3 separate regions of the Mus musculus genome follow, and regions 2 and 3 are each linked to region 1. Evidence: chromatin loops called from intact Hi-C (ENCODE). Cell type or tissue: left cerebral cortex. All regions are shown on one strand. Each heading gives the region's core, and the rest is flanking DNA. Links, peaks and the distances in the headings are about the cores only. Region 1 overlaps Gm16223 (predicted gene 16223). Region 2 has its middle 110 kb from the start of Gm40295. Region 3 has its middle 200 kb from the start of Gm16223.

What was found. Hi-C counts contacts between places; a loop is a spot of excess contacts. Peaks named below come from ENCODE experiments on the same cell type or tissue, not always from the same donor. Only the 100,000 strongest peaks of a DNase experiment are listed, where the experiment ranks them.
Region 2: a loop joins it to region 1, with 4 times the contacts of the local background. A loop is called at or near these places in 2 of 42 quality-filtered maps.
Region 3: it touches region 1 in a loop (2.3-fold over the local background); 3 of 42 quality-filtered maps call a loop at or near these places.

The regions. Positions count from the first base shown.
Region 1 is chr5:42,169,692-42,180,430 of GRCm38, forward strand. All of the region lies in intron 1 of Gm16223 (predicted gene 16223), which reads left to right. Among named protein-coding and RNA genes, the nearest start is that of Gm16223, 110 kb to the left of the region's middle. In left cerebral cortex, for the core only: a CTCF peak has its summit at 4,599; DNase peaks (open chromatin) are centred at 2,421, 2,741, 4,604, 5,541 and 2 more places; H3K27ac peaks cover 1,068 bases.
Region 2 is chr5:42,406,890-42,417,628 of GRCm38, forward strand. No RefSeq gene overlaps it. Among named protein-coding and RNA genes, the nearest start is that of Gm40295, 110 kb to the right of the region's middle. In left cerebral cortex, for the core only: a CTCF peak has its summit at 5,589 (motif pointing right); DNase peaks (open chromatin) are centred at 3,289 and 5,602.
Region 3 is chr5:42,264,604-42,275,342 of GRCm38, forward strand. No RefSeq gene overlaps it. Among named protein-coding and RNA genes, the nearest start is that of Gm16223, 200 kb to the left of the region's middle. In left cerebral cortex, for the core only: no CTCF peak of the experiment used is centred there; DNase peaks (open chromatin) are centred at 5,908, 6,270, 6,687 and 7,600; H3K27ac peaks cover 3,958 bases.

The sequences.
Region 1 (10,739 bases), core at 817-8,816:
TGAGGCTCTTCCAAGTGAGCCTCTTGTCCTGCTGCCTGCTCAATTCTTTCATAGCCATTAGAAAATGTCAGTACCAGTACCTTGCTCTGGATCCATTGCAGGGTTTCTATAGTTTGTCTAAACATCAAGATTTTTGTTATCTAGTTTCCTCATGCATTGTTTACTCCTAATGACAAGGCACAACAGACTGGCTTAGCACAAAGAAAAGTGTCCTATTTTCAGTCATGGTTTGTGTTCAAGGCTTAGGGTCTGCACTTGGGAACTTCTTCTTGATAGCAGCACCCTTAGGTGACTCAGGACGTCATATGTCAAGAGGAACAGGGGAGTGACCCAGTGTTTCCCCATTTTCATAGAGAGCCAAAGAAAGTCAGTCACTCAATCGTGAGGCATTACTCTGATGATCTGATCTAATTTTAATTATTCCCAGAAGGCCCTATCTCTCAATACCATCTTCTAACTACCTCCCATGGGTTTTAATTTGAATATGAGCACTCAGTGGAGATCAGGCTACAAAGAAGGAATGAGAGAGTCTCTATCTTAATGCAATTTGCTGTTTATAGAAAGGTCCAGGAAATAAATACTTAAATCAAATCTGGAGAATGCATGTTCATACAGAAAAGTGAAATTCTGTGAAGTATACATCAATGATGATAATAACAAAATGGATGCTATTTATGTCTAGGATAACATCATCAGTCAATTAGGCTGAGGTAAATAGCTCACACAAAATCCATCAAACTTGCACCACAATTCTGTACATATGTTCTCTAGAGTGGAGAAATGGCCTACCCAAGGTTGCCTAGCATATAGAGGAAGAATGTGGGATATGTATTCCTTATTCACTGAGCCACAGTGATATTTTAATGATTCATATCCCTCTGGGTGCTCTGCAGAGCTGCAGAGACTGGGAAATGTAGGAGCACATGCTGAGAAAAGAAATTTTCTTAAGAATTGCACCTGCTTAAGGTATGGCCCTGTGTATATACATGTGCATGCACATACACACATATATACACAAACATTAATAAACTGTAATAGGTAGAAATTATTGAGCAGTCATGCACATAGACAGATGATGGTACAGGCTATGCCATCCTGACATGAGAATAAAGTTTCTTATTCTTCCTCTGGGACTCTTTCTCGTGTGTGTGTGTGTGTGTGTGTGTGTGTGTGTGTGTGTGTGTGTGTTCCGGTGCAAGCCAGAATAAGGAGTCAGGACCCTTAGAGTTGGAGTTACAGGCATTTGTACAACCCTGATTGCTACGTGGGTGCTGGCATCTGAACCCTGGTTCTCATGATTGTGTTACAAGCACTCTCAACCCATGAACCATCTCTCCATTTCCTTTCTCAAGGATTCTTTCTTCACACAACTTTCACTGCATGAACTTGGTTACAGTTTCATAAAGTCAAAGCTAGCTGAACCAGTGCTGCCTGGTCTTGAATTGCATTACTCTGCAGGTACCTTGATCCACCAAACTTGTATTTCAAACTTTAGAGGTCCTATTTCTTTCCATCAGTAGATGAAGGGAAAAATTTCTCAAGGCATTCATAATCCCTTCTCATTGTTTGGAATTGGTACTCTCTTCAAAGATTTTTAGCAGCCATTCCCAGTAGTCTTCTAATTTTAGCAGCCATTCTCAGTAGTCTTCTAATTTTACCAACTCTGAGTAGCAAGAGATCTCTCAGGTCGATAGAGATGTTGCTGCTGTTAAAGCATTTGAAATACCTATATAGCTACAGTACTGACTGGATACTCTAGACATGCTTATAACTGTGGGATGCTAGACACTACTGGTGAACTCTGAGGAGTCTGACACCTCCTCTCAGATGATGTCTTTAACAGTTCCATCCAGAGTTCTCCAGTTGTTCCCATTGTTAACTTCAGCACTCTTCTTCCATTTCAAGCTACTAGATCAGCTAAGTCTAAGTTTATCTAGAGAACCTAGACACATGAGTTAGGGATCTCTCTCTCTCTCTCTCTCTCTCTCTCTCTCTCTCTCTCTCTCTCTCTCTCTCTCTCTCTCTCTCTGTGTGTGTGTGTGTGTGTGCTCATATACCAGGACAGGAGAGTTTGATTTACAAAAACTGCTGCTTATGATCCTTCATCACCACATATTTTTATTTATTCTATCTCTTCAATGCATGATCCTCTGTCCTTTGAACTATCGCCAACACTTTATCCTAGGCAATATAAGACAACAATTTTGAGGATAGAGTCAGGTGAGTTCTCAGTTCATATTGCCTGTAAGACCTTAACGATGTTTCACAGACAGACAATAGCTTTAGGGACACCCCATGCTCCAGTTGTCAGGGGCAGGGGGGGGGACCTACATAAAGATTGTGCAGCACAGCTCCTATATATATATACACAGGAACTTGGTCTAGCCTGTATATGTTCTGTGGTGGGTGGCGCGTGGCTTAGTTCCTGAAAACTTAGAAATTTTAAATATGGTGTTGAGCAGTATACTGGCATGACTGAAATACACTTTTTGCATAAGTGGGTGACATGAATGAAGAAACCTTCAGTTGACGACAACTGATGAACAAGATTTAGAAGATATGTGTCCTCATTCTTTTGAATAGCTTGATAGGAAGAAGAGAGTTCCGAGAATCTTCGAGTCTTTAGTTATTCAAATTTGAAGGAACCTTTTCTTTTATACCCCTTCCAGGGATAGAATGAAGACATTGCCATAGTTCCTACAGAACTGTAGACCTGGCATTGTGTACTATAAGAATCAAAGAGAGGCTGTCCCTCTGTTGTAAATCTCCCTTTGTGGTGAAGCAGGGTACTATGAAGGCAGAACACTAAGGAAAACAAATTTTTTTTCTGGGGGAAAGTGGATGTGGAGTCTTTGCCACTTCTGATAGATGATTTTCCTACTCTGGGACTCAGATGAGACTAAAAGACCATCATGATCACTTATTTTTTTTATGCAAAAGAGAAGCTGTTTCTGCAACCAGAGTGTCCAATGTGTGAAATAAAAGATACTGTTGAGAAGGAAGCCTGCTGGTAATAATAAAATAAACACATATTTTACAGTGCTATTTTGGAAAACCATATCTGCTATTCTCTTTCTCATATTGAAGGACTTATATTGTACTGGTAATCTCTGCCTTCTTTTCTCTCATGTTTTCAAGAACATAAAAGCTATGATTCCTGTTGGCCTGCTACTGATGCCTCCAGATTATGTTCTCAGTCTCTGAGTCTGAAAATCCTTTCATGATCTTCAGCCAGGGAACTGAGAACAGCACACATGACAACTGGTGCTAATCTGCCTTTCTTGAAAGGAACTCGGAATGAGACCTTCTTTGTAGTTGTTTATAGACTTTCATATGGCCACTCGGGGAAGAAATATGTTAATCTACCAGCTTGCTAAGTCTGCCATAATACCTATCCACATGGGAGGTAATTTTAATTGTAAAATTTACCCTCTTCCAGATATGGGGGCTAGTTATTAGCAGGACTATGATCTCTTTCCAAGCACCAGAGAGATATCTCTCTATGTTCCTTTTCTATTTTCTGATGGTTGCCTACCAACCTTAGTACATCTTGCAGATGTGTCACTCTAACATCTGTCTTCAATGCCACACAATGTTCTCCCATATGTCTTTATGCATGCATTTATAAACAACTTTTTCCCTTCTTACAAGAAGGAATGACATCTAGAATTACTCCTTTTTTAAATATGGTCCCATTAGTAATGGAGTTTAAGAACTGAAAGTATCTCTCTGAGAGACAAATCCACTGTATTTTATGACAAATAATGGAAGTATCTCATAGTTTTATTCTCCATAGACGGCCATACTATATGTTAGTTAATTGAATATTACTCCAAATTATATTTGCCACAATGCAATACTTCGCATGCAGAACCTGGGCCCAAGGGCAGGACATTCAGGCAGTGAGTCTTAGTTACCAAGATACTTTACGCTGTGGCTGGTGTCTTCTTTGTCTGTGGTAGATGACTCCTGTCATCCTGCAGTTCTCTGCAGTTGGTAGGCTGCCTGCTAAGTGCCTCTCACTTGTTGTGTTTTACTTTGGTCTTACAGGTCTTGGTAGCAGTTCATAGTGGCTTATTAACTCCATTCTCCTCCAGTGGTCATGTCATCGACTTCTCATTGGAAGAAATGAGAAGAATGTTTGTCTTCTTATTGCCAGGTAGATGTCTAGATTTTCATGTTTCTTATGTGTTTGTATTATTGTTTGATTATTTTCTTGGGCTCTTATACCATTACCACTCTTCCAAACCTTATTCCACCTTAATTACTTCCAACACCCCACCCCAATCACTAGGTAGGAAAGAAGACTAGAGTGGGAAGTGGTTATAGAACTCTATAGTATACTTTCTGATGATTAGGGTCATTGGGTTCCTTGGGGGCAAGTCCAACTATTGTCATCAGAATATCCAGCTATCGAGCAAATCAGAAACCAGCAATCCAGCAATAGGAAATGTGTTGTTCATTTCCAGAGAAGGATATGGTGTCTGGAATGTCATCCTTTAGAGGTCTTGACTTTTTATGCATAATGAGACATTGCCCCTGGTGCCAATACCTTTATCTATTCAGCAATAAGGCAATGGTACTACGTGTGGATAACATTATAGCCTCTTGAGGGAGCTCAAGGCCTTTTACCACCGTCTGCATCTACTCTGCAAAGACAGAAGCAATCTGTGAAATTAAGGATTAAATGACAGATATATACAGAAAAAAAAAAACTACATGCAAGATATATGGGAATATTTAATGGGAAAGAAAAAAAGAAAGGCTCTGATTTTTTTCTTGCAAGGAGAATAGTTCATCTTTAAAGAGTTCATCTTTAAAGGGCCAGAGAATGGCGTTTTTCCTATTTGTCAAGCAGATATCTACAGGAATGAGGGATGAGAGGCAGTTGAAGTCAGTTCTCTCCTGGTTTGGCACAGTGACAAGAGAGGAGTTTTGATCTGTTCTTTTCTATTTCTTGGAGTGGGAAAATCTGAGATGCAGAGTTCAAGCTTAAAGTCATAGCATTAATGAGAATCCTTATGGCTAGTCTGCCCCTGTGTCACAAATTCTTCCAGGACTTGTATGAATTTGATGGGACCAAGGTCCTTATCAACTCTTAGCCCTATGAGAATACAAAACAGAGGCATGAAAACATGCAAAAAGAAATCAGTCCACTTTGCCACAGACTGCAGCTTCTCAGAAACTGAGCTTCTCCAGCTACAATGTAAACATTATACCCAGCTAACAAGCTATCAGGAGATTCATAAGAACACTGGGATAGAAATACCTAGCCTGCTGCACACACATGTGCACACACACACACACACACACACACACTGTGTAGTTGTTCATCAGGTGTTGGGTACAATAACAGGCATGGGTCTGGGTACCTAATGATATCGGCTGCTGTTAATGAGCTCTATGTGACAAGATGATTAATACTGTGTTATTTCATTCCTTCACTTCAGCAGTTTCACTAGGTGTATCCCGTATTCTCCAAATGCTGTCACAGATGTCAGAGAGGCTGAGGGACATTCTGGGCTCACACAGCTAGTAGATGTTTGAGCTGGAATTTGAATGTATGATGGTCTGCTATGCTATGGCAATGCTTTTCATCTCCAGAGTCCATCAGTGCCAAATTCTAGCTCCTTTATGGAAGCTACCATTGAACCTTGCGTGCTATGTGTCCCATAGGGGGATGGGGTCTGGACTGAGGATATGGTGGTAGCCAGCCTTAGAGCATTGCTAGATGCATGCCTTTGCTGCAAACACCAGCTGTTGAATTGTTCTCTCCTCCATGGACGCAGAAGACACTGATGTATTTGAGTGCCACTTTTTAATCAAGGAGACTATCCATCTCCTGTTGTCATTTGATCTTTCTTGAAACAACAGTCACAAATCTCCAGGCAACACAGACGTGATGCAGGCAAAATGAAAGAGGAGGTGGTAGCATCTTGCTCTCATTAAGGGTTGAGGAGAAAACACACAGCTCTGCCTCAAGTGTTTGGGGAATGTGTTATTTTTAGAAAAGAACATTTTGTGATTTTAGTTGTTTGATTTCTGAGAAGGCTCTCCTTTTAACTTTTTCTTTTCAGTACATTGCAGGATCAAAAAGGAAGGATAGACTGAGTAAAAACAATCAATCAACAAACACAGATTGAGACCCTTGTGTGTGCAAGCACAGAGGTAGAAACAGAAAGTGCTTAGGCTTTGTCCTTGCGCTCTCGGGTGCTTCGGACTTACTAAGAAAGACTGCCATTCTGTGTATGTATACAACCCAGATAAAGCGGTTGGATTCACAGCAAGAATAATATCCAGAAACGTAACAACTGTAGAACCTTGAAAAATGGATGGAGTTGTTTATTCATTTGTCCTTCCAATGAGTATGCATTGAACATCTTCTCTGTGTGTAGCAGAAAAGAGAAAAAGGAAGGTAAATAAGACCTTGCTCCTACTCTTGAAAAGTTTGTATAGCAGTGACAGACAGAATCATAAACCAAGAATGCCATGAGGCACAGAACTGAAATTTGTATAGGTATTATGTGTCCTTAGTGATTGAGCAAAAATAGCCAATCAACAAACACATATTGAAGCTCTTCTGTGTGTAGAGCGCAGATGTAAAAACAGAAAGTGGTTAGGTTTTCTCTTTGCTCTCTTGGGTGCTGAAGTGGAAGACACAATATGGTTCACGTGCCCCCCACAGGATCAGGGTTTGGATGCTGGTACATTTTTTGGAACATGTGTAGTTTTGGATATAAGATTTGGCTGGTACAATTAGGGCCATAGGGGTGGGGCTTAAGAGTTCCAGGCTGCCGGGCGTGGTGGCGCACGCCTTTAATCCCAGCACTTGGGAGGCAGAGGCAGGCGGATTTCTGAGTTCGAGGCCAGCCTGGTCTACAGAGTGAGTTCCAGGACAGCCAGGGCTACACAGAGAAACCCTGTCTCGAAAAATAAATAAATAAATAAATAAATAAATAAATAAATAAATAAATAAATGGCAGACTCTGAATTGGTCAGTCTAAATTCCAAAAAAAAAAAAAAGAGTTCCAGGCTGCTTCCTTTTCTATTTCCTAGCTATCTGCTGTGGTGGGAGCAGGCTGTACCACATGTTCTAGCCACTATGGACTTCATCATGCTTTTGCTACCTTGGTGGGCTTTATGCTCTCAAACTTTCTGCCAAAATCCTTCTTTCTCTATTTCTCTCAGGTATTCAGTCTTAGCAATGAGAAAGCACAAGTATGATTTGAGTTACTATAATAATTCAGAGAAAAAAATGAGCCTTTCCAGCCCTAATCTAGCTACTGAGGACTTCTCAGAAAAAGTGACTCCTGTGGGAGTTAGCATTGAGGGGCTGGAATGAGTCTGGAGAATATAGCTCTCCAAGGAAGGAAAGAGATTTGGAGCCAAGTTCTATGTGACTGGAAGATGGGGTATTTGTGCAGTTTGGGGGTCACCAAGAAGGAGGGCCAAGGTTCTACAGCAGCTCAGAAAACCCTCTTCAACAGCCTGTGGGAGTCTGAAGGGTTTTAGGCATCTCCAAACTAAGCAGGCCAGATGGTTGGTGTGCAGGAATACAAGGGACTCGGGCTGATGTGGAAGAGCAGTGGAGGGGATTTTTTTTTTGTTGTTGTTGCAGGGGTGAGGGTTTGCCAAGGCTTAAATCAGAGCTAAGATAGGAGATATAAAGAGTCAGGACAGTTAAACAGACTTAAGAGCAGGTGTTCTCAGGGTAAGAAGAAATGAAATGATATTGTTGGTGTGGATTGGGATACTGGGAAGAGGTAGAAAGCTAGGGATGGAGAGAAAGAACTTCATAAAAACTGTGAAAGGGGTGGAGATGGTGGCATTCATCATAGAGATACAGTTCACAAGATGAGGAGGTACTGGAGGCAAAGTAGAAGAAGGCTTTATGAGCAAGGACAACTGGCATTGTTGAGGATTGGAGCAGAGTTAACCATTTATAATTAAGCACACATGCAAGGAATTATGTCTCCATCCAATGAACATTATTTGAGTCACTGTCACACCCAGGTATTAGGCTACAGTCTGACATGAAACCCCCATAAAGGACATGTTGAAGAAATCCTATAGTATGTGAGGTTATGTAACATAACAACTGAAGAGTCCGGTTGCTAGGAGCAAATAATCCAGGAGAATGAATGATGAGAGATGGTTTCCTGGAAAGGTGTCATCAACCCTGCAACCAGAGCATCATGAAAACCCAGATGTATGAAAAGCATGAAAAAGAGCAAGGGGTGGATCCCTTGGTGATGTCTGAGAGTCACTTAGAGGACCAGAGAAGCTTGACTGTAACCAGAAGAGACTGGCAGCAGCTACAGACAGGGAGTGGTAGTTGGGGGTTTTATAGGTCTTTTAAAGCAGTTCAGAACACATCATATCTCCAAAGGGAAACCAGGAAAGTAAGGATGGAGGCATATGGCCTGACATGTTTACCAAGACAACTGTGCCTGCTCTGTGGAACAGGCATGTAAGTTTTCAGGAGTTTAAATGGGTAAGTGATGACAACTGATAGTTCATGTTGTCAGGGCTCACTGGACCCTCTTGGAGTTACCTGGGAGTAGAGGGGACTGGTATGATCAACAGAGGCTTCCTGGAGGGGAGGCCATCTGAACGTAGCCTTAAAGGGGTGAGCTTTTAGGAAAATTGCAGAATGGAAATGCCAGTAGAGGTGACTCTCAGTGGGTCTGTGAAGGGAGGAACAATCTGGGAGCATTTTCCAAAATCACTTCACTAAAAAGCCGGGCCAAAGCAGCTTTTAATTTAGAGCCTTTTATGGGCTAGAACACGGTTCAGAAGAAATCAAGGACACTGGCAGGTGAAAAGTGCTTAAATCAGAAAGACATCACAGTTAGGGAAAAGGGAGCAACCATCTCTTGCTTTATGGCAGGGACATTAACTGGACACTTCAGAGACTGGGGCATATAAATGAAGAGAATTGGAGACTTCCTTTTGAACTCTGCTTTGTATCCAAACTGGAGCCATACTGTGCTCCATTCTGCACTTGGGGACTCAGGGAAAGTGCTGTTTTGCAGGGTATTAACAGTTGTTTTTCAGAATCTGCTGTTTGAAAGTTCTTTCAATGCTGAGAAGCAAAACATCCAGCCTCCACATTGACAACAAGGGTACCAATAACTAAACCATACTCCAGAGCCCCAAACACCTGGCAAGGCCACTCCATCCATCACTCAGCAGGTCTATTGTTAACAGAAATTTCCTTTCTTGTATTTGTCTTGGGTTTATACCTTTGAAATATATTTCTGCCTCCAGACTCTTGAATTTATGCACAGGTCAAGTGCAAAAACAATATGTTGCTGTGTAAACACAGCCCACAGGAAGATTTTTGGACTTTCCAAATTGAAAAAATTCCCTCCCTTTCATATGAAAGTACGTATTTCCTGTTTCTCTTAAAAATTCAAGTGACTCAACCACTCTGGCTCACACAGAACAACAAAAAGGTAAAGATGAGCGTGGGCCAGTCATCAGGTTTCTCTTCATTACACCTTAATGTCCATATTATCATTTTACTTCACTTTCTTGCTACTTGCCTGAGCCAGGATGCATCTAAATTAGAAGACATACAAGCATTGTTTTTCTAAGACACAAATATCTTTTCAGATTTTTCTTTAAAGTTCTTCATTAGCCTGCTAGCCTGGATGATCAAATTCTTTTAATCACCTTAGGCTTAAAGGATCTCTGTAATTTTATACCATTGTCTCTGTTATCTCTCCTGCCTTTGCCCTTCCTCCTTGTCTCCCTCCCTCCTTCCCTCCTCCTCTCCCTCCCTCCTTTCCTCCATCTTTCCTTTCCTCCTTCCTTTCTCCCTCCTTCCCTCCCTCCCTCCCTCCCTCTCTCCTTCCCTCCCTCCCTTCCATTCACCACTGAGCTAAATTTCTTGTGTTCTCCATGGGTCTTTCTAACCAGACCCTTCTCAGAAGCCATGTTAGAATGCTGTACCCAGTTGTATACTCTGTCCTCTGCACATGATAACTCTCCTCTTGAAGAAAAAATGCCACTTTCTTCTTCACCCACTCAAATATCTACCCTTCAGCTTCAGCTAGTATTAGTTCCTGTGACTGCTGCTTTCAGCTTACCTTATTCTCTGCATCCTTGCTGCCTTGGTATCAGCTCTGTTATGACCCTTTGTCCACTGTCCTGTCAGTTACAGCTCCTTCTCCAGGTGGCTTGGCCCTTGGGTTTATAGCCATTTTTACCTTTGGAGTTTTTAAGGCAAGAGAAGTGAGTAATATTCACAATAGAATGGAGTAATAATACTTGATGTTCTCTTGGCAGAGGGTGTCAAAGATAGTGGCAATCAAGTGACAACTTACATAAAACTGTTGACAAAGCAAACTATAAGGTAATATATGAATTAGCTAAATAATTCAGAAAAGACACATTCTTAACTTGCTTAAAATGATTTATTACGTTATTGCCATGGAAAAGAGTAACTCAAAAGTCAGGGTGCCCAGGCTATACATCCAATTTCATTGCCAATTACCTGAGTGGCTTAGGGTGAATTGTTCTGGCTTTCTAAACCTGTCTGCAAAGCTGCACTTAGCAAGTTCTATGTTATTTCTTTCATCTTTTATACACTGTTCTAGGAGTGAGGGAATTTTTCTTTCTTTTGTTTTTGAAGACATTCATTTTCTCATTTTTTGGATGGAATATTATCTATAATTTAATAATGAATATACAGTAATCAGGTTTTTTTCCACTAAATACACAAATCAATGGCA
Region 2 (10,739 bases), core at 927-8,926, 240 kb after region 1:
GGATCTGCAATCCTATAGGTGGAACAACAATATGAACTACCCAATACCCCCCTGGAGTTCGTGTCTCTAGCTGCATATGAATCAGAAAATGGCCTAGTCGGCCATCAGTGGAAAGAGAGACCCATTAGTCATGCAAACTTTATATGCCTCAGTACAGGAGAACAACAGGGCCAAGAAGTGGGAATGGGTGGGTGGGGGAGTTGGTGGGGGAGCGTGTAGGGGACTTTTGGGATAGCATTGGAAATGTAAGTGAAATAAATCCCCAATAAAAAAAATAATAAAAAAAGAAAATTCTTACAACACTAAATCGACTCACCAGACTCTATTTATATGTCAATGTATATATGTATTAATAATCAAATAAAAAGATACCATGAATTTGAGAGGGAGTGAGTGGGGACAGGAAGGTTTGGTGTGAAAGGACACAGGGTGGATTGAGGAGAGGACAGGGAAGAGATGAAATTCTGTCTTAATTAAAGATTTTGAAGTTATTAAGAAATATCCATGACCTTCTCAGAAAGTCTAATATAACACTTGTGAGGATCCTGGGCACAACCCATTTGATGGACCAATAGAAACAAATCAATTTGGGGGCACAGTTGCAGCAGACCTGTCCTCATGTTAAAATAATAAGAGACAGAAAATTGGTGGAGTTTGGACTGAAGGTAAAGGTGGGCTGAAGAATAGCAGGAATAATCAAGACACCCTGAGAAAGAAAGGTAAGTTAGTCAATACTATTGTGTGCTTCAGAAAGACTGAGCACTGACTAAATCTATTTGACTCCACATAGTTTCATAGTTTGTTGAAAACCCTGACTCTTCCCTTGGTGGTTTTATGATCGCAGGAAAGTGGCATTAACCTCTTGGTTTCTCTATGTCTAAGATAAAGATAACCTCTGAGGGTTAATTGCCCAATCTATGAAGAATGTCATAGAATTTTACCTAGTACACAATAGTCATCCTTCATTATAACTGTCACTTCAAATGCTGTTTCACATTCAGTGATCACAACACTTTATAAGGTTGGTTCAGCATTTATCTCCATTTTATAAATGGGAAAATGACACTTAAGGGTGTTGGGATCTAGGTCAAGTGCTCATGTGTGAAAACAAAGAAGATAGGAAAGAAATAGGAAGGGGGAAATAAGGGAAGGGAAGGGAAGGGGAGAGGAGGGGAGGGGAGGGGAGGGGAGGAGAGGAGAGGAGAGGAGAGGAGAGGAGAGGAGAGGAGAGGAGAGGAGAGGAGAGGAGAGGAGAGGAGAGGAGAGGAGAGGAGAGGGAAAGCTAAGAGCAGGTTTGACTTAGCTCTGTCTTATTCTAAAGCCTTGGTTTTCCCTCCTTTCCTGGTTTAATATATTATACTATTCTAAAGCACAGAAGTTAATATATTTAGCTAAAATTCTCAGAAAAAAAAAAAACTGAATCTACCTTCAGAGTGTTTGTTAGATATGCCCCCTAAGGTACTTAATGCAATAAAAGAAAATGAGTAAATAAACAAGTCTGATTTGTGTTACCATGAAATGACCATAGCTAAGAATCTGTCCCTAACAGTCACTCACTCCATCATACCACCATGGTGACTCTATGGTGCCACCTGGGTAAATAAATGGGCCTTATAGGTAACCACACACACTGAGAAACACCACGGCCCTACTGAGAGTAGTGGGCAGTTTAGATCACAAAGAGATTCTGGGCGTTTATAGCAGGGGACATGATGTATAAGGTGAGCAAAAACAAGTGGAGGAAGAGTGAGAACTCAAGTGATGAGTGAGCTACCCAATATGGTCGTGCATGCATGCACATGAACACACACGTGCACATACACATACATGCACACACACACATATATACTCACCTATGCACACACATGCACTCACACAAACAAGGACACAGTCATGTACACAAATGGAGAAAATATAAACCTCAGCTTGTAAATTGTTGACAAAGAAGAGAAGCCATTGAAACCAAGAGGATTCCCCCAGAGAAAAAACAATCTGAAGTATTGTTTCATCTGGGAACTTGAAGTTCCTTCCATAAATCATGAAGTAGCAAGCCTTTGAGTTTCATATTATGTACCAGCAACCCAGGCCATTCCAATGTTTTAAACAGCATCCAATTTGGTAAGAGGTGAGGTGTGGTTGGTAGGACTTGATGGGTAGTTAGATATTGCAGCAGTGGGGTCCTTGTAAGATGATGCTACTATCACATATAGGCCTCACAGAGGTGAGTTTTGATTCAGATTTCTGACTTTTGAGAAGACCCTGCTCATCTCTCGGTCCCTCTACCTTCTGCTACTCGAGGCTGCAGAAGCAAGGTTCTTAAAAACCAGGTACTGACATTTTGACTTTAAATTTCTCAACCTTCTGAACTATGAAAATAAACAAATCTCCGTTCCTTATAGACTAAACTACCATATCTCAGGCAGTTTGTCATAGCATCAAAATAAATGCTAATTCTTTCTTTCTTGTTCATCCGGACAACCTATTGGTACAGTCCCTGGTGGGAAATGTGTTTACCTTTGAAGATGCTCCAGGCCTGTGTACTTTCTGCTGAGCTAAACTAACTGAACTTACATTCCCCATGAGAAGTCAGAACAGTTGTTCTGAACAAGATGAGCTCACTTGTAATTGGTGGAAATACAATGAAACAAAATGTGATTTATGAGTCACAGGAATATGCCATAAACACTGTTTTTATTCTCCCAAACATTATAAGACTTTTAGCTCTGATTTTTCTAAGTATTAGTTTATTGCAGATATTAATGGAGAAAGTGATTAACATTGAATTTCCTAAAATGCTTTGGTCCATGAAAAAAGACTTGTAGCACAATTTTGCTTATTTAATATATGTGGATGACTAAGTCCAGGGAAAAGTTCAAAGAAACCCTTGTCTACCTTTTCAGATTAAAGAGTTTAAAGAACCAGAGGAGTGACTGGTGCAAATTTTTAAACCTTCAATTAAACTTTTACCAGCTGTGATAGAGATGTGGATTCACAATGAAGAACACATAGTTCAACATGGCTGATTTACTGGAGGAAGCACAGGTATTCAGGAGGAAGCTGGAGTTGTATATTGAACAGGAGGTTAAGTTGAGACACTACTTAATTTTCATTGCTTATTACCCTATAGCCAATGAAGTCCCATGGCAATGAATTGTCTGTCAGTGCAGTAGAAATTAAAGCCTACTTTAAGAAACAATTCATGGAGCTGGTAGGCATGAATCATACCTTATATTTTTGTGTCTGCCTTAGATGCCACATTTTTTGCATTTGTTTCAGTCATTTAGCATCTGCCCATCCTGAATTAGAACATTTCCAAGACCTGACTGAAACAAATACACAGTGCAATGGCCAAGAAGAAGAGTTGCAAAGATGTCTAGCAATCTGTGACTCTGTGAACAAATTCTAGACTGTTGGATCTCTTGGACTCTTTGAGTTGAACTCCTTCCCACAAAATGACAGAAATAAGTGAAATGAATACAACTACTTTCCATGATACACATTTTGGGTCAAAATGGAGCTAGTTCTTCAGAGAATCTATGATATTCAGGCCCAGTCACCATTAGTCCATGACTACTATTCAGTTTTATCATCATGCTCTTCTAAGAATGAAGTTGATTGGATTTATCTAAAATGTTTTTGTATTATTGCTACCAAAAATATTTATTGAAGTGGGACTGATTGAAATGGAAACTTCACACCATAAGGGCCCATATTCCCAGGACAAAAGATCTGACAGTGAGGATATAATGATTATCTGTGGCAAAGCCCTATGATTTATTGAACTTCGAAGACATCTGACCATTGCTCCTATGGACACTAGTGAAGCTACTCTCTCCAGAGCATTCTGACTGACAACTCTTGGAAATCTTTGAGCACCCACATGATGTACTGAGTTATGTTCATTCTTTACATCACACTCTCTTCTGAGTGCTGCACTAAGACAAGGTAGATAAAAAAAGATTAGAAAAGCAGATCATACTGACTGGTCAACATAGGGAACAGAATGAGAAGAGAGGCAACACTCTAAACAGTTATTGACTAGGGTAAGCTATACTTATTGACAACTAAGACATGTGGGAAGTGAGAATTCCTCCCTTACAGCTACAAAGAAAGAAATAAAGGGGAAGGAAAGAAAAGAAAAGAAAAGAAAAGAAGAGGAGAGGAGAGGAGAGGAGAGGAGAGGAGAGGAGAGGAGGAAGAGAAAAGAAAAAGGAAGAGAAAAGAAAAGAAAAGAAAAGAAAAGAAAAGAAAAGAAGAAGAGGAGGAGGAGGAGGAAGAAGAAGAAGAAGAAGAAGAAGAAGAAGAAGAAGAAGAAGAAGAAGAAGAAGAAGAAGAAGAAGAAGAAGAAGAAGAAGAAGAAGAAGAACAACCACCCTAGGAACCAAGCAAGAGTGGAAGACAAATCAGAAACGACCTGACTACTCAGTTGACAAAGCGCTCACAAAGGCCAGGCCTCTTCACTGGCCTGCACTATCTCACCAGTTGCTTCCATTATCTGGTTAGTTTTATTTTCCTGTCCTTCTCTTCCTCAAACCAGTGACATTTAAAACTTCCAACAAAACCGGACAAGATAATAAAGTCTATCTATCATTTCTAGTTCTAGGATACATTATCTCAATATAGCTATAATTATTTGATAGCTCCAAGGTCGTCAGGCAGAAAGGAAGTCTGTGACCATCATTTGGAATCCATCCCATGTATATGACAATTGCTGAAGCTGTTTTATCTTTCCAGACAGTTAATATGGAGAAAATCACTAAGAACTTAGAATTACTTTAAAGAAATTACCAAATATTCATTGTCTAACTAACATGTAGAAATGTGTTTGACCTCAAAAAGAATAAAATGAAGTTCAATTATTTCGTGTATTTTTAAAATATATTCATGAGTACAAGATAAGAGCACAGATGGTAGTTAGGACTGTCTGATAAGATATCTAAGCAATGTACAAAGGCATGGAAAGGAACTGAAAAATAATTCCTGCTAGGAAAAATCTTGCCTGATGAAAGGTATATTTAAGTTAGTATACTGTAGTTTATGGAGTACTAAAAGGGCCTTGCTAGTTTCTTAACTGTAAACAGTTTCTGAACTGTGAAAGAAGAGTCAGATCAGATGATATCTTAGATACCATCCTGGATAAGGAAGTTGCCCTGGTTTGTTTTCTGTTGCTGTGATAAGCATCATTACAAAAAGAAAAAAGAAAAAAGAAGCAAAAAAGAAATTAACTGAAAATATGAAGAAATGTTTGACACATATCATTCTTCCACAAAATTCAATATTTGTGAAAATATTTTTTCCAAATTGTTAGAGGGGGAAGTAAAATTTTTACTCAAACAAGTAATAAAATTAGCTGCAGGTTGGTAATAAATGAAGCAGATTATAGTAGAACAGCACTTCAGGTTTTGCATCCAATTTTGTACTGAAAATATAGATGGTACTCATATAAATTAATTAACATTTCATAATGCTAATGAAAGTGGGTTTTCCTTTTTTTAAGCTGAGATTCAGCATTCTACTGCTGGAATTATTTACTACTTAAGTCCTACGGGTTTCCTAGAAAAGTGCCTATAATAACCTTAAGAGACCTCTAGAGGGCACTCCTCAAAACAGATCTAGGTCAAGTAGGGAGGAAGCAGCCAGCAGGAGGCAATTTTCTTTACAGATGTATAGAGATTGAAGATTTTTGTTTAGAGACACTTAATACCCAGCTTGCTTTTCCAAATGGCAAATTAACCTTAATAAATAATAAGACATGATTTGTAATATTCTAAATCTCTTGGGGCTTACATATCATCTCTGTAGTGCCAAATGCCACCAGCTCCTTCTAAATCCATTCAGCTTGGGTCCAGTACAAGACATGATGTTGAATCTAGAGGGAGCTGCGCAAGAATTGCACAATAGTTTGAGTCCCTCTAAATCACTTCTAGGGGGTGTTTATAAAATGTCAGCATGGAATGAAGCTGAAAACTAATAAAAGCATATTTGACATTTTATAGCTCATAACAGTTAGCACATATTTCCACGCACATTACCTTAATGAAACCTTAAAACAGGCACAAGTCTCATTTTATTGTCATTTACATTGATGGGATGACTGAGTCTAAGGACTAGAGGTAATGAAGCACATTCAGATTTAGTTCTCCGATTTCAGTCTCAATGACCTTTCCATCATATCATCCCTGCTTCTGATTACCCACGCAATCAAGTGAAAATCAGTAACCTTTCCATCGATGTTTCTCAGAGGATAAAGTCATGGGCTCTGAAGGAGGAAGAAGCAACGTGATCTTAGCTAATAAGTCATGGTCTTGGAAGCTAACCAGTGAATGGAAGAAGGGAGCTAGGTGGGAGTTGGCATAATCATTTCCCAAAGAGCTCCCCCACAGCATGCGAACTACACAGGTGCCAGGACACAGAGGTCACATTATACATACTGATTTTCATGGTTCATAAATCAAAATAAGACGAAACAATCTAAAAGCTGCGAAACTACTTACTTCTACTGTAGCTACTAGTTGTAATGGGTAAGAGGTGAGTCTCAAGACAAAGGAAGAAACCACAATGGAGGGACAGAAGAGGTAGTGTGGAAGATGAGGTCTGCTGGATAATGGGCTTGGCTCCAGTTGAACTGCTTTTACTTTAGTGATCTAGTTTATTCTACGCCCCCCTCCCCATTGGATCTTAAGGATTCAGTGCTCCGGATTAACACTGTCTACCACTAAAATAAAAAAGAAGAGATAGAAATTTTCATCAAACCATTAACTTTTGTTTTCTCTACTGATCCAGTGATACCTGACAGCTAATTTAGCTGGGAAAATAGAAACGTTAACTAAGGCATGCTTCCCTATTTGGAAATAAGGGTAGGTTAATTGGGCTGCTTATTAGTTTTGTTTTGTTTAAGAAACAAAACTACTAATGTGTGTGCGTATGTGCGTCTGTGTACATGAAGAAATTATTAAAAGGCATTAATGTGCACTTATGTAGGCTAACTCAGAAGAGCTATTGATGTGGCCGTGTTGAATCCAAAGATAGAAGAGAACTGACTGCATCCGTACAAAGACAATCCGACATAGGGCAGGAAATTTTCTTTCTCTACCTTCTATTCCATTCAATGCTGCAATTCAGTGATGTCCTCCAGCAGTAAGGATGGCAGTCTATTTTAATCTGTGTATTCAAATGTTGATCTTCTTCTGAAATAGTACCACAGATATTTAATCAAATACCCAGGTGATTTGTGTGTACTCAAACTGGCACAGGAAAATAACCATTGTGTATTGTTTCTGTTTCTGCAAAATTCCTATGGGTAGTAAAGAATTAAGCAACAAAATCGACAGAAAGCCAGAGGAGGCAGGAAGAATCCCTGAATGCAGATGTTATCACCTTGGAGATCTTGAGATGCCAATGGCCTCGACCTTGTTCAGAGAACAAGGCTTATGGGAAAGACTGTTTGAGGTGTTTGTTTCTATCTCTTTCTCACTACATGTTTTGAAAATGTGTGCCTCCGTTTTTGTTAATAACATTGAGATAATATAGTACCTGTTTGTGGGTTACTATGTACTTGAAAAGAGTTAGATCCCTTATGATTTATTAAAAATTAGAATCCTCAACACATTTTATTATTTTTATGGAAGAATGTCTTTGAGGTTAAGGCATTCTGTGAAGCATAAGAAACTGTATCAATATAAGATTGCACAGAATCTTGTAATTTTAGGGCAAGAGTACCTCTTCGGGATGGCTTGAAAAAAAATATGAGCTTCTGGGCATATTTTAGTGTAAAAACTGCAAGTGAAAATCCTACCCATATTCTTTATTTATCTCTGTAAGTTTCCATTCCTAAGGGAGAAGAAATTTTTTCTTTTAAATTCACCTACCCTCAAGGTCCATTATTTAGCACACTCTCTAAGTCTACAGTGTTCCAGGCACTAACATACATTTAGCTCGAGTTCTTGCCCCGAGTAAGGGTGTTTGAGTAGCAGGCAGGGGGTTATTACATTTCCTGGCTTTTATACTGCTTTTCACGAAGAAATGGGAAGTAGAAAGCCAGACAAAGTAAAAAGTCATCAAGAATGGCTGCCAAGTTGAGAATGGATTTCCTTAGCCCTGCATCTGTGTGTGAAACCATAGGGTTTTAACATGCATTTTTCTTTTGGATGGGATGATGTGAAAGTGATATATTGCTATGTTCCCCACCCCACCCCACCCCCCGTCGCCACCCCCTTGTATTGCACTTGACAGAGGGATTTGGGGGAAGAAAATTCAGATTACTGTGCTCCGCTGATCAACTGAGCAAAGTTCCTACCTTCTCCCAGATACCCGGTGTTAATCAGGAATAACCTGATTCCTGATCCTCTTGTATTGGCTTGAGAGTCCCCAAGTAGTCAGAGCACATTTTGTAAAGGCTCTTCAAACTGTCTTCCTGGATCCTCCTGTGGTCTCTAAGTGGCTGTCCCCAGGGGTTCTGTGTGGGATGGGGGAACTCTTCTGTTCATTGTTGTCTTTTACTTTTTTCCAGGCTTGCACCAGGCATGGCACATTGGCAAATCCCTAGCAAATGTTTGTCAATGAACCTGGGAGGTATTCATTATCAACTTAGCAGTATATGGCTTGGCAATTTCTGGAGTCAGACATGCTACTGTTGAGTCATGAGGTCTTGCTTGGATTGGCAATTTCTATTCCAGTAAAGTTACTTTTTACTTCAATGCTCTGAGAAAGTTCTGATTAGAATGAATAAATGACTGATTTTTAAAAATTTAAAGACCATTGGAAATGTAGACTACAAACTGCCACTTAGTTAACCATTGATAATAATTATAGACTATTACATTCTAGCTAATATTTTATACACCTTTTATAATAGGAAATCTAAGTAATTTAAGATCTTACTCCAATATGTAAAGAATCAACATTGTCATACAAACCTGTAATCTCAGTGATTAAAGAAGTAAAGGGCAAGGATTATAAGTTCAAGGTTGTCTTCGGGTCAAGGCTAACCTGGAATACATGAGATCCAGTCTCAAAAAAAGAGTTCAGCTAATGCCATGATGGTTAATATCTTTTAAGTATAGTATTACAACTATTCTGATAAAAATAAGGTAAAATAAGTAAAGCTTTCAGTTTTGATTCAGTGGTAGAAAACTGAAGTATCACTTCATTAGATACATACAAATTATGTAGCTTATCAGGTTGTTTTAATACTGACTCTACATAAACCACCAGAGTTACCTTGATAAAGAACTGTGAAACATCAATTGTCTTTTTTCCCCATTAAAAAAAAATGTGCCAATGATAATATCTATCTCAGAGGTCTTTTTCTGATGAGAACTATGCCATCCATAATAAATGCTGTCCCTTGCTGCAGATATCTGTGACTACTCAGTAAATTGCAATGACTATTAATTACTACCTCAATAACAAAACTACCCTTGTTACCTCCTGCTCAGTGTCTGAGGTGCTGCAGACAGCAAAACATCAGAAGGCTGATGTCATTCCCAGGACTTACATAGATACTTGTCAGTGTAGACTTGTGGTGGTTTGAATAAAATGGCCCAATAGACTCTTAAGGAGTGGCACTATTAGAGGTGTGGCCTTGATGGAGTAGGTGTGGCCTTATTGGAGGAAGTGTATTACAGAGTGTGGGGTCTGAGATTTCAGAAGCTCAAGGCAGGCCCTGGGTCATTCTCTCTCCCTGATGCCTGTGGAGCCATATGCAGAATGTTCAGCTCCTCTTCAGCACTGTGACTTCCAGTGTGCTGCCACACTTTCCTGACAATGGACACTAAATCTCTGAACTCTAATCCAATCCCAGTTAAACACTTTATAAGAGTTACTGAGGTCACAGCATCTTTTCACAGCAATAAAACCATAACTAAGAGAAGGCTTGATCTACATGCACATTCATATGTAAATTTATTTATATGGCTGTATATCTATATATCTATATGTCTATGTGTATGTCTGTATCTGCCTATATCTGCTAAGAGAAACATAAGGCATAGATGTAGTTTACCATATTGGACCAGGAAACTGAAGCTTGAGCAAAAGTCATGTGGCTTAGCTATTGAGTACATCCCATGGCAGGCTAAAGTCTCTCCTGAGAACCTTGTCTCAAATATTTGGTTTACCAATTTACTTTAGTTGACATAGTAGACTCCTTAAAAATAACCTGAATCTATTGCAGCTGATAACACAGTCCATATTTAATGCTAAGAAGCAGACAATCTGCAGCATAATAAAGAAAACACGTACACTAATAAGATGGAGTTTTGTTTAAACCATAAAACCTGCAGTAGGTTAGTCATTACATTGTAATTGAACCTGATCTAAACAAGGCAGTGTACATATGCCATATACACTTCTGCTCTCCTAAAAAATCTCATTACCACCCACTGGAACAGTTACAGATAAATATTTTTCTTTTATGGCCTTAGTTCTGAAACATAAAAGGTTTTATGTTTTTAATTCCTAGACAAATTTTGCGGTGTTTCTATTTATCTGCATTCTACTTTCAAGCACTGTTTGAGAGGGGAAAGTACAAGATTTCAGAGAAGTTTGAAGTGTTTTTCAATGATCAAGAACAAGCCAGAGACTCAGCACTCATTTAGTCCTATGATCTAGACAATTGCGTTGCCTGACAGGAGTGAATTTGCTTGTGATTTTAATCTCTTGGTTACTTTAAAAATCTCTCCTGTTGCTTTGGCTTCTGTTCATGTTTCTGTTTTGTTTATCACAGTGCCTTTCAATGC
Region 3 (10,739 bases), core at 1,637-9,636, 96 kb after region 1:
CGGCCATCACTGGAAAGAGAGGCCCCTTGGTGTTGCAAACTTTATATGCCCCAGTACAGGGGAACACCAGGGCCAAGAAGTGGGAGTGGGTGGGTAGAGGAGTGGCGGGGTGGGGGTATAGGAGACGTTCGGGATAGCATTTGATATGTAAATGAAGTAAATACTTAATAAAAATTGGAAAACTAAAACCCTGGGGGCAGCAATGCAGCGGCAGTGCATGTGAGAGTCGTATCACTAGAATGAGGTGTTTAGGAGAGACAGTGAATGTTCCAAGGCTGTACCTGACTTCTCCAGATGAGTGATTTAAAGTGGAGCATGCATACCTAAAGTCCTCAAGCATCCTGTCAGTGACTTCACTTTAATTCTTTTCACTTGCTGGGAAGTTTCAGATATAATTATCAAATCAATGATGGGCAAAGTATAATTAGATGTGGAAAAGATAGCCTTATTGAGTACTAATAGCAAATAGCTCAAGGATGTCAGGAGGGAAGTCTAATTCTTATCTAAGAAAGGCAATGCCAGGCATGAGAATGGCCACAAGTATTTACAGGTTGTGGAGAAAACCTGGCTGGCATCATTCCCATTGGTTTGGAGATGAGTGAACTCACTGTCATCCTTTTTATTCCAGGTGGCACTAGAGCAAGAGAGCCTTGAACCATTGCATTGTTGTGGGGAGCGGGTGTGGCGGCAGTCCCAAAGGCGCCAGGGACTGCAGCTAAGTCATATGACTTGCACCTGACTTCCTCATATAAGACACAAACATCTTGAGTGCTGCGCAGGTGTACCAGGATACAGGTGAATCCAATTTGGTGGAGATTTGCCCCTGCTGCCCTGATTAGCTGAAGCCTCACGACTGGCGAGGGGGCGTGGCCTGCGGTGCGTGGATGAGAGAGAGTATAAAAGGAGTGAGAGGATTATTATTCGAGGGAGGATTACTATTAGGGGGGAGATATAAAAACAAGGGAGATATGAACAAGGGAGATATAGAGAAAGAAGAAACAGGACTGAATAAATGTGTGCAGAAGGATCCTGTAGCAGCGTCGTTCTTCCTGGCCAGTTGAGCGCGCGCAAGACATTGTAAGATTGAGATCTCATATCCAGGCTATCGAGAGCAGAAGGAGATTAGGCAAACCAGTTAGAAGTAGGTTCTCTTGGTGCGTAATCCAAGTTTATATTATCCATACATCAAAGGCCTGGGATAGCTGATCATAATAAGCTCTAGTTAGAGCATTTGACCTGGCAGATGTGGGGATAAGAAGAATAAACTAGTAGGTCCAAGGCTCACCAACAGAAAACAATAGGAATGGCTGTCATTGACTGAATAGTGAAAGCAAGGAAACAGAATAAATGGTAATAGAGGTGCTGTAGAAAGGACACCTCGACCAATTTCCTTCAATAACATATTTCCATTAAGATCCTCTTCTTAAAATTTAGTGATTCTTTGCTCTCAAACTAAAGAGTAGCTCCTGAAACTATTTAGCAACCAGGGCAGAGGCATTTTAGCTGGAATGATTGAATGAACACATATCAACTTGGTGTCTATTCTACCTGAAGGTGAGGCCTAGGAGACAACAAGGACATAGTCATAACTGTTCTCATCATCATGGTGTCAGACCCCACCTCTCACACTGTTCCTGCATTGATCAGAACCACCTCTGGATTCTCTTTCCTCCAATAGTAGTGTTGCTGAGTTAGCGATCACACTGACCTATACAGTGTTGCTGAGTGAGTAAGAGATCATGCTGACTTATGCACCGTTGCATTCTCCAAGCCAACACCTCAAATGAACCTATGGGCATGAAGAAACTAGAGGTAGAAACTATGTTCACCAAGAATGATTTAATATGAAAGTAGTAAAATAGATTTCAGCACACAGTTCTTCTGAGATTATTGTTGGCTCTCTTCTTGGTAAAATTACTTGTTCACCTGTAACTGCGTTCTCTTTTAGGCACCTGCCAGCCAATCTTATGATTTCAGGAGGCTATTACTTGAAGTGTCCCTTAGGTCCATAACATCAAAGCCATCCTGTCCCTTTCATGATCTCATTTATGAAGCACAACCCATGTCTGATTCATTTTCTGTGATGTGATGTGTCATTAATAGATTCCTGTTGCTCATCGCTCCCGGGTCCATCATCTGTGAGCTATTGAAGTGCCCTCAAGCTCCCCTGGTTGCTGAATTCACCTTTCTTGTCAGTCACTGCTGGTACTACTTATCTGGCCCATTTAATCGCCAGACATGTCTAAGGTCTTTACCTATTCTTACAGGTGGAAATCCTGGGAAATTCTGTAACCACTGTGGAGCCACAGGGAAAATAAAAGAGATGCTAACATCGTGGAAAGTGAACAGAGCAGAGTCAGTAGTTTGTCTAATTTCCATGAGAAGAGTATTCACATAAGTCATAAGAGTATTCACATAAGACAAAAGTAAGAACATGCAAGCCAAAGTGGAATTAATGGTATCAATTTAAAAATGCGACCCCATAGGAAGATTAGCAATCTCAATTACCCTGGACCCCTTAGATCTCTCAGACAGTGAGTCACCAACTAACCAGGCAGCATATACTAGCTGGTCTGAGGGCCCTGATACATATACAGCAGAGGAATGCCTGATCTGGCCTCAGTGAGAGAAGACAAAATTAACCCTAGAGAGACTTGAGACCCCAGGGAGTGGGGAAGTCGGGTGGGCTGGGGTGGGCAGACATTATCTTGGAGACGTGGGTAGGGTGGAGGAATGGGATGAAGAACTGTCATCAGAAGGCTGACTGAGGGGGGGGGCATAACAACTGGACTGTAAAAAAATGATGATGATTGATGATGACTGAAAAATAGAGAATGAGAGACCAGTACAGGAACAGGAAGACAAAAAGATACCAGGAAGATTAAAGCAACTTCGTTGTACAATAGTTTTGAAACAGAATAGAACATTTTAGAACATATCCTGAGGCAAAACAAAACAAAAGCAACAACAGCAACAAAAACAGAAAAAAAGGCAAAAGGTATCTGAGGAACATTCAAGACATTGTTGAAGTTCATCCAGTGAGTTCAGCATGCTAAGTTCACTGTAATTGCAGGAGACATGCCTCAGGTTGATTTAGACATTCTGCCACTCCTGTCTTCTGTTTATCTTCTATGTACACAGGATGTGGCCATGTAAAACATGGATGTGATAATAGGCTTGGGGCAGAGCCCGGCCATAGTTCTTTTCTTCTTGTGTTTTCTGGATTTGCTGTTGTTTCTAGATCAAGCACTTTTGGACATCGTTGGACTGATAAGGGTGTGATTCAAATTCAACAGAAACATTAGGGTGGGTGCTGAAATATTATTAAAAGTAGAGGGAAGGATGAGGTTCTGTCATTTCCAGGAAAATAGAGGTATTTGGATAAGCATACTAAGCAAACCAAGAGTCTAAAAATGACAAATATCCCATGTTTTCTCTTATTTATGAATAAATGTATATCTCCCCTCTCTCTTTCTCTTTCTCAATGTGTGTCTGTGTGTGTGTGTATGTGTGTGTGTGTGTGTGTGTGTGTGTGTGTGTGTATGTGTGTGTGTGTGTAATAAAGAGAAGAAGCTCAGAGGAATCCTGCATATGCATGCAAGCCTGCTTGTTAGTGTTGAGAAGGGGCAGAATAAGCATCAGGTGGGCTTAGCTTGCTGCAAGCAGGAGGGAAAGAGAGAAGAGGGAGAGGGGAGGGAGAGAGAGAGAGACAGAGACCAACATATAGATAGATAGATGATAGATAGATAGATAGATAGATAGATAGATAGATAGATAGTCAGAGAGAGAGAGAGACAGAGAGAGACAGAGACAGAGAAAGACAGAGACAGAGACAGAGACAGAGACACAGGTACAGATGACATGAAATGTAATAAACTATCTAGGAGAACAGAGAAGACCAATGAGAGGTTAAAAAAAAACCAGTGGAATGTGGGGTAGAATATTCTCAAAATATATTATACATTTGGGTGATAGTGACATTATGTAACCAATATAATAAAAATAAAATTTTCATTTAAAATATAAGACAAGAAGATAAAAGTATATTTTTGTGATAGGGATTCATCTGTCCTTTTCTCTTATAATCTTATCCAAACAACAGGGCACAAATCTTAATGACAATTTTTATATTTCTTTGATAACAGTTTTATAAAGTCTTCCTTTCCACAAAACCCAAACATTTGGCTCAGCAGGTAGGAACATGCACTGTCATTGCAGAGAACCTGAGTTTTGTTTCCAGCATCCACAGTATGTGGCTCATGGTCACCTGTAGTTTCAGGTCCTGGGATCCAATGCCTTTGCAAGGACTTGTACTTATGCATGTATTCCCATATCCAGGTACACATATATACAAATAATTAAAAATAAAATCAATCTTTAAGAAAAAAATTCCCCGAAATTTGCTTGTCATTAGAACCAGTGACATCAAACAATGGTTATGAGAAAAGAATCCTGGCTTCAGGTATTGAGTTTTATGGCTTTGCAAGCTGTGCCTAGGGGCGTAGGGTGCCCATAACCAGTACCATGGAGGCTCCACACAGGACATGGCTTGTTCTCACATGTTTTTTAGTGAAGTTCCCCAGTGCCGAATGGAGCACTTAAAAGATGGGTGCCTTGGTAACTGCTCAGCAGATATGTGTTACCCTGATTTCCTAAAGAGGGCACAAGTTGAACCCAACCCTTGCTCTTCCTGTTTCTCTGCATCAACTTCAGTCCCAAGAGCTGCAGGCTTGTAGACATATGCAGGAATTTTTTGTACTTCTCATTATGCATGATAAATATCATTGTGATGCATAGTTTCTGCACAACGTTGGTACCGTGGTTGCATCTTCTCTATTGTTGAGAGAGAAGTCCAGACCTCTCTTTGGAAGCTCTCTTTCATTAGAATATCTCAGAAGACCTGAAGAACTTACAAAACTTGCACCTTCTTTTAAATACTTATATTGAAGCATATAAATCTTAATGTTTTGATATAGCCTAATATGTCACAGCCTGGCCTCAAACTCATTAAGCACAATGACCGTAGACTTCTGATCTGCCTTCTTGATGTAGAATTTCAGGCATGTCCCATCATGCCTGGTTTTATGTAGCACTGCAGATCAAATCCAGAGTTTTCTGTGTACTAGGCATTCTGCCAACTGAGCTATGTCCCCAGGCCCTTAACCACCCCCCTTTTTAAATAAAAAAATCAAATTAGAAACTATAAAAGGAATAACCCTTATTAAATCAGGAAAATTTTATTTTGCAGCATGCACAGGAAGAACATACAAATTCAAAATGGAGTGATGAGATGTCTTCCTGAGTCTCACTGTATTTCCATTTGACTGTGCAAACAACCTGTGATTCTTCTGGGATGGCTGAGGCCTTGGTAAAGCTGAAGCCCAAGCCTATACTGAGACCTCCCGTCCTTGCCCTCCTCTCCTACTTCTCTCAATCTCAACATGAGTGAAGATTGTGATTCTCATGTCAAGAAGAGACTGTACTAATGCTGATATTGTCTTCACAGGGCAAGAAGCTGAAGAGACAATCAGCTCATGATTTAAGTTCATACTTTAAGTAACTCATCTGTTGAATGTTAATCTAATGATGAGAATACCCTGATACTTGCCACCTTGCTGTCTCTAGACTGACATTTTCTCCATCCTGTACTCTAATAAGGAAGACATATATCAAATGATATCTTAAAATCTCCTTTATCCCTGATATCTCATATTTGGAGCAAAAGTATGCCATGATCAGAGATTTTCCCAGTGGGACCTCCTGACTATCAGTGCTAAAGCTACATAGGAACTTACTAAGAACTCACAGTTAATTGAATCATAAAGTCTGGGCTAGGACCCAGCAATCTGTATGTTAACAAGTCCTCTGGGGAATACAGATGCATGCCCCAGTTGGCGAAGCTCTGGTGTGGATCAATGGGCAATACCCCTTTCCAAGGAACAGCTGAGTCAGTTAACCCCTGGGAACCTCAGTCTCTTTATGTGCACAAATTGAATAGTTATACTCTTTAAAATGATTATCATGAGTTTTAAATGCCACATGAACACCTAAGACACAGTAGGTGCTCAGTAAATGCTAGCCAAAATTAAAAGACCAGGAAGCTTAAAAAGTATAATACAAAAAAAGAAAAAAGGATGAGCCATAGACTTCATTTTTTCCTTATATAACATCTTTAGCATTATATAATGTGCAATTTGCATGCAAAACATCCCACCCCAGGGCATCATAGAAGCCTTGAAAAATCCAATATTATGCAGACTGCCAGAGCTGGCTGCTAAACCAGGCTTAGAAACTAATTTTCCCTCTTTAAGGAGGTGACATTTGCACATTCAACACAGCAGCAATAAATTTAGGCTTTCTTACCACCCCCTGCTGTACACGGGGTTATTCTTTTTATCAATAGTGGAGTTATTTTTCTTGCAGTATCTGGAGCTGTTTTCCAGCCTCTCTTGCTCCTTCCATCCGTACTGTAGTTATCAGCAAACAGCTCATTAGAAAAACAACAACAAAAACCTAAAACAATTTTAATGGAAGAAATGTGATTTGAGCATTTAATTAAACTCCAAAATTACACTTTCCACTAATAATTGGGAATGCACTCCATGTCAATTAAAAACGGATTAACAGCAAAGGCTTGAAAATTTGGACTTAAACGTAGCCTGCATTTTGAAGATGTTTTTATTCTCAGAGTATACCAAGGGAACTACTCAGAGGAAACAAAGAAATGCTTCTTCTTCCTTGGAATTTTCTCAAAATTTAGAAAGCTTTTTCTTCCTCGCAGGTGGGTTAGTGCCAACGTTGACAGCCTATCTGTCACGTTCATGGATGTACAGGTATGTAAGCCACTGTAAACAAGAAAGCAGATTCCTGGGTGCTGAAATGATGGATCATGGGGCTAAAATTCAAATAAGAGCTTGAGAGATGGCTCACTGATTAAAGCACTCATCGTACAATAAAGAAGACCCGAGGAGTCTCACGAATGACCTATGGGTTTGGTGGCATGTCTGTAATTCCAGTCTTAGAAGAAAGCTGGCTAGGATGACAAGCCATATTGATGAGCTCTGGGTTCGAGTGAGAGACCTGGTATCAAAAGAATGACATGGAAGAGCAATGGAGGAGGATTTCTGATGTCACCTCTAGCCTTTACATTCATCTGCAAGCATGTAAACAACCATTTACAGTGCACCCATGCACATTGCCAACTTGCATGTACAATACACAGAAGACTTAAAAATAAAAATAACGATAAACTAAAGTCTGGTGTTTCTGGACAGATGCTGAATTAAAACCTGGGTCAATTGAACACAGGGACCATTTGTTCTTAATTAAGCACTGAGAATTTTTGAAGCCCACAAAAGCCAAGATGAGAAAAAAATCCCACTTTTGGGAAGCCATCACTCAGCAAACACTTGCAGAAGAAGAAATCATCACCAGGCTTGGGTCTCCTATTTTGAGCAAGTGCTTTCTTAGGAGCTCTGCCTGGGGATGTGGTTGCATCCAGACCACGGTGGGTTTTTTTGCTGTTGGCGCTGTTGAACCTATTAAACTGAAGATGCAAACTCATGAATTTGAAGTGTCAATGTGCTCCCACTCTTGGCTCTGCTATGGCTCCTGGAGTGTGGCTGGCAATCCCGTTTCTGCTATTCTTGGCTTTACTGACTCTCTCCTACGTGAAATCTCTAGAGGAACCTAGTGTTCTAGCACATTGTAAATGAAGGCAAGAGAGCATTTAACAGCACCTAGGACTCAAATAACTTTGTCTTTTGTGTATAAGCAGAGCTTTGGGAGGGAGGATAAAAGACAGGAGAGAGCCAAGGTCTCTAGCTTATTCAGAATATCCTAGGGGAAAATCATCTGGTAAATGGCAATCATTTGAGAGAGACATAAAAATGTTATCTTTCTTCTCCATGGAAATCTCCATGGCTATGCCTCTTGGGCAACTGTGAGCTCTTCTCTAGTTTCTTTGTCTCTATCTCTGTCTTATGGACTTCACCTCTGATTGGCTGACTTTTCTCTTCTCTTCTCTTCTCTTCTCTTCTCGTCTCGTCTCGTCTCTTCTCTTCTCTTCTCTTCTCTTCTCTTCTCTTCTCTTCTCTTCTCTTCTCTTCTCTTCTCTTCTCTTCTCTTCTCTTCTCCTCTCCTCTCCTCTCTTCTCTTTTCTTTTCTTCTTTTCTTTTTGTATTTCTAGTTCTAGTTCTGTATGTCTGCCTCTGCCTCATCTCTCCCTGCCTGATTCTGTTTCTCTGCTTTTATTTTTCTCTCTCAGATTCTATGTGTTTCTTTTTTCCCCCTTCTTCTCAGGCTTAGGCAGTCTATGTCTCCATCTTTGTCATTTGATGACTCTATGGCTCTTATTGTCTCTTTCGTGCTGACTTTCTTCCTGTTCTCTGACTCCCTTACTTTCCTGCCCCTTCTCTCATTCTTCGGATTTTTATTTTACTTCTTTTAATTGCCATAAGATTCATAAGACTAGTTAGATAATTGTCATCTAGGTTCTAGGATACTGGGAAAAAAGGAATATTGTCCAAAAAGCAATTATGATCCAGGATGATGACATCCTGTGGGATCTCTAAACATGCCTGCCATCCTATCCCTCTTAGTACTTGACCACTCGATAGCTACGCACTTGCACCCCAGAATATGAGAAAAAAAGCTAAAAGAAGGTTCACAGCCTATCACATATGCTCCCCTTTTCTCTTCTATAAAGAAATTGAGAACCAGATAGGAAGAGGAAAGGAGCACAAAGATAACTTGCTTCAGAGTAAAGATTGATATTAGCAATTTTTAAGTTAAAGGTGAAAGTGCAAAGATGTATTTGATGTAGCATTTATCAAACTGTGTATTATTCAACAAATATTTAATAAAGCTTTCTCTCTGACCTACTATGGTTCCAGTTAGTATATGATGTCCACAATGCATACTCAGAGATTCACAACCTGTCTGATGAAGCTGTGTGTCTTTGTGTTGGGGAATGTGTATTGTTTGGTTTGGAAATGATTCCCAAAGTGCCATATGACAGAGGATAATGTCTCTACCTTGTCACTATCGAGAGGTAGTGGAATCTTTCTTAGACAGAATCTAGTGGGAGAAAGTTAGACCTCTGTGGCCAAGCTTTGAAGAGTAATGGGTCCCTGGTTCATAATTTTCCTCTGACTTTCACTCCTGGCCATCATAGTATGAGTAGTGCCTTGTAGTGGGCTCCAGATAATGATGTACTTTCTTACCACAGATCTAAAAGCAACAGGGCCAACGAGTCATGGGCTAAAACCTTTAAGTCTAGAAACCAAATTAACTCTTTGTCCTTCTTAAGATGCTTATATGAGATATTTTATAATAGTAATTTAAGAAAAGCTGATGAACATAGGGGTATAGAACTGATTTGTATATGATGGATATAAAATTGTCAGTTTACATGACCACGTTTCTTTGAATACATCAATGAGATTCTCAGCAATAAAGAGAGTTTGAAAAATAGTTGGCTACAGTAGTTTTAGGGCTTCAGTTAGAAGTTAAGAATTTTCTGACTTTCAATCTAGGCTTTAAGATATTCCATTTGAATATCATTTAGGACCACTTGGCACACCTTTGTGGAATCAGTTTCATAACAGATCTGGCCAGGGAGATAATGGAAAAGTGGGCTCTAAGAGGTACCATATTCTTAATGATTGCATATTCTAGAGATATATATGGGCCTATGTCTATTAAACCTTTCCTTTAGCTTATGGGAAAATGAGCCAGAGGAGTTCCTATGTAGAACTGTGTATCTGGGGACAAACAGTAAAGAACTCACCCTTCTTAACATCTTGGTGATGCTCTCTGCTCCTTTATCTGCTTAGTCAGTATGATGCTAGTTCACAAGAGTCAGTCTTTTTCCTGTGGGAGGGAATTTCTCCCACATGAGGGGAGACTGATCACTGTCTGGGCCAGCTTTGAAATGTGTGCATTTTCCATGGTGGGTGTGAGGCAATGCCATCATTCTGGGCAACTTTTGCAGCAGTGAGTGTGGAAAAAAGGTCTCAAGTATTAACAATTGTTTGTACACCTCCAAAGCTTGGCTCTATTTGTCAAGTTAAACAAGTACTATGTCTGTACTGTAAAAACTCTGCTAGTCTGACTCTTCCCAGGAGGGCATGGCAGAAGTAGACAAGTCGGTGGTGGAAAGATGGGAGAAGAAAAGCTGAATAGTTTGTGTGCTTTGAAGGGAGGTGGAGCAGGAGCTGCAAAGGTCATTGCTGTTCTTGCTCCTTGGGTAATGGTGAGTTGCACTGTTCATCAATAGAGCCAGGAACCAGTGCAACTAGTGGGCCTATGACTTCTTCTTTTAATAAAACTGACCATAGTGTGATTTGCTGACTCCAAGAGCTGCATCCTCACTCAGAAAGAAGAGCAGTACCTTTAGAGTAAAGACACAACTGTCATGTCCCACTGCATTTTCTTCTCACCCTTGACCTATCTGCTAATCTCGCTAGATGGTTGGTTCAAGCACAAGAATGGATGACTCTATTCAACTGCAGCTGTCCCCCAAAGGGTTGTGTGACAGAGGGTCTATAGCTTATCAAAATGTTGAATTGTTTAACTTTGGCCAGGGATTAATTTCCTTTAGAATATTTTGGTTGGACAAAAATTAAATCATCTTACGTCTCAAAAGAAGATGTCATTGTTGATGTGGTGTGGTCAGAGGTCTGCCCACTGCTAAGTGACTTAGATGAGTGGGCACCACTATGATGAGAAAGAATGTG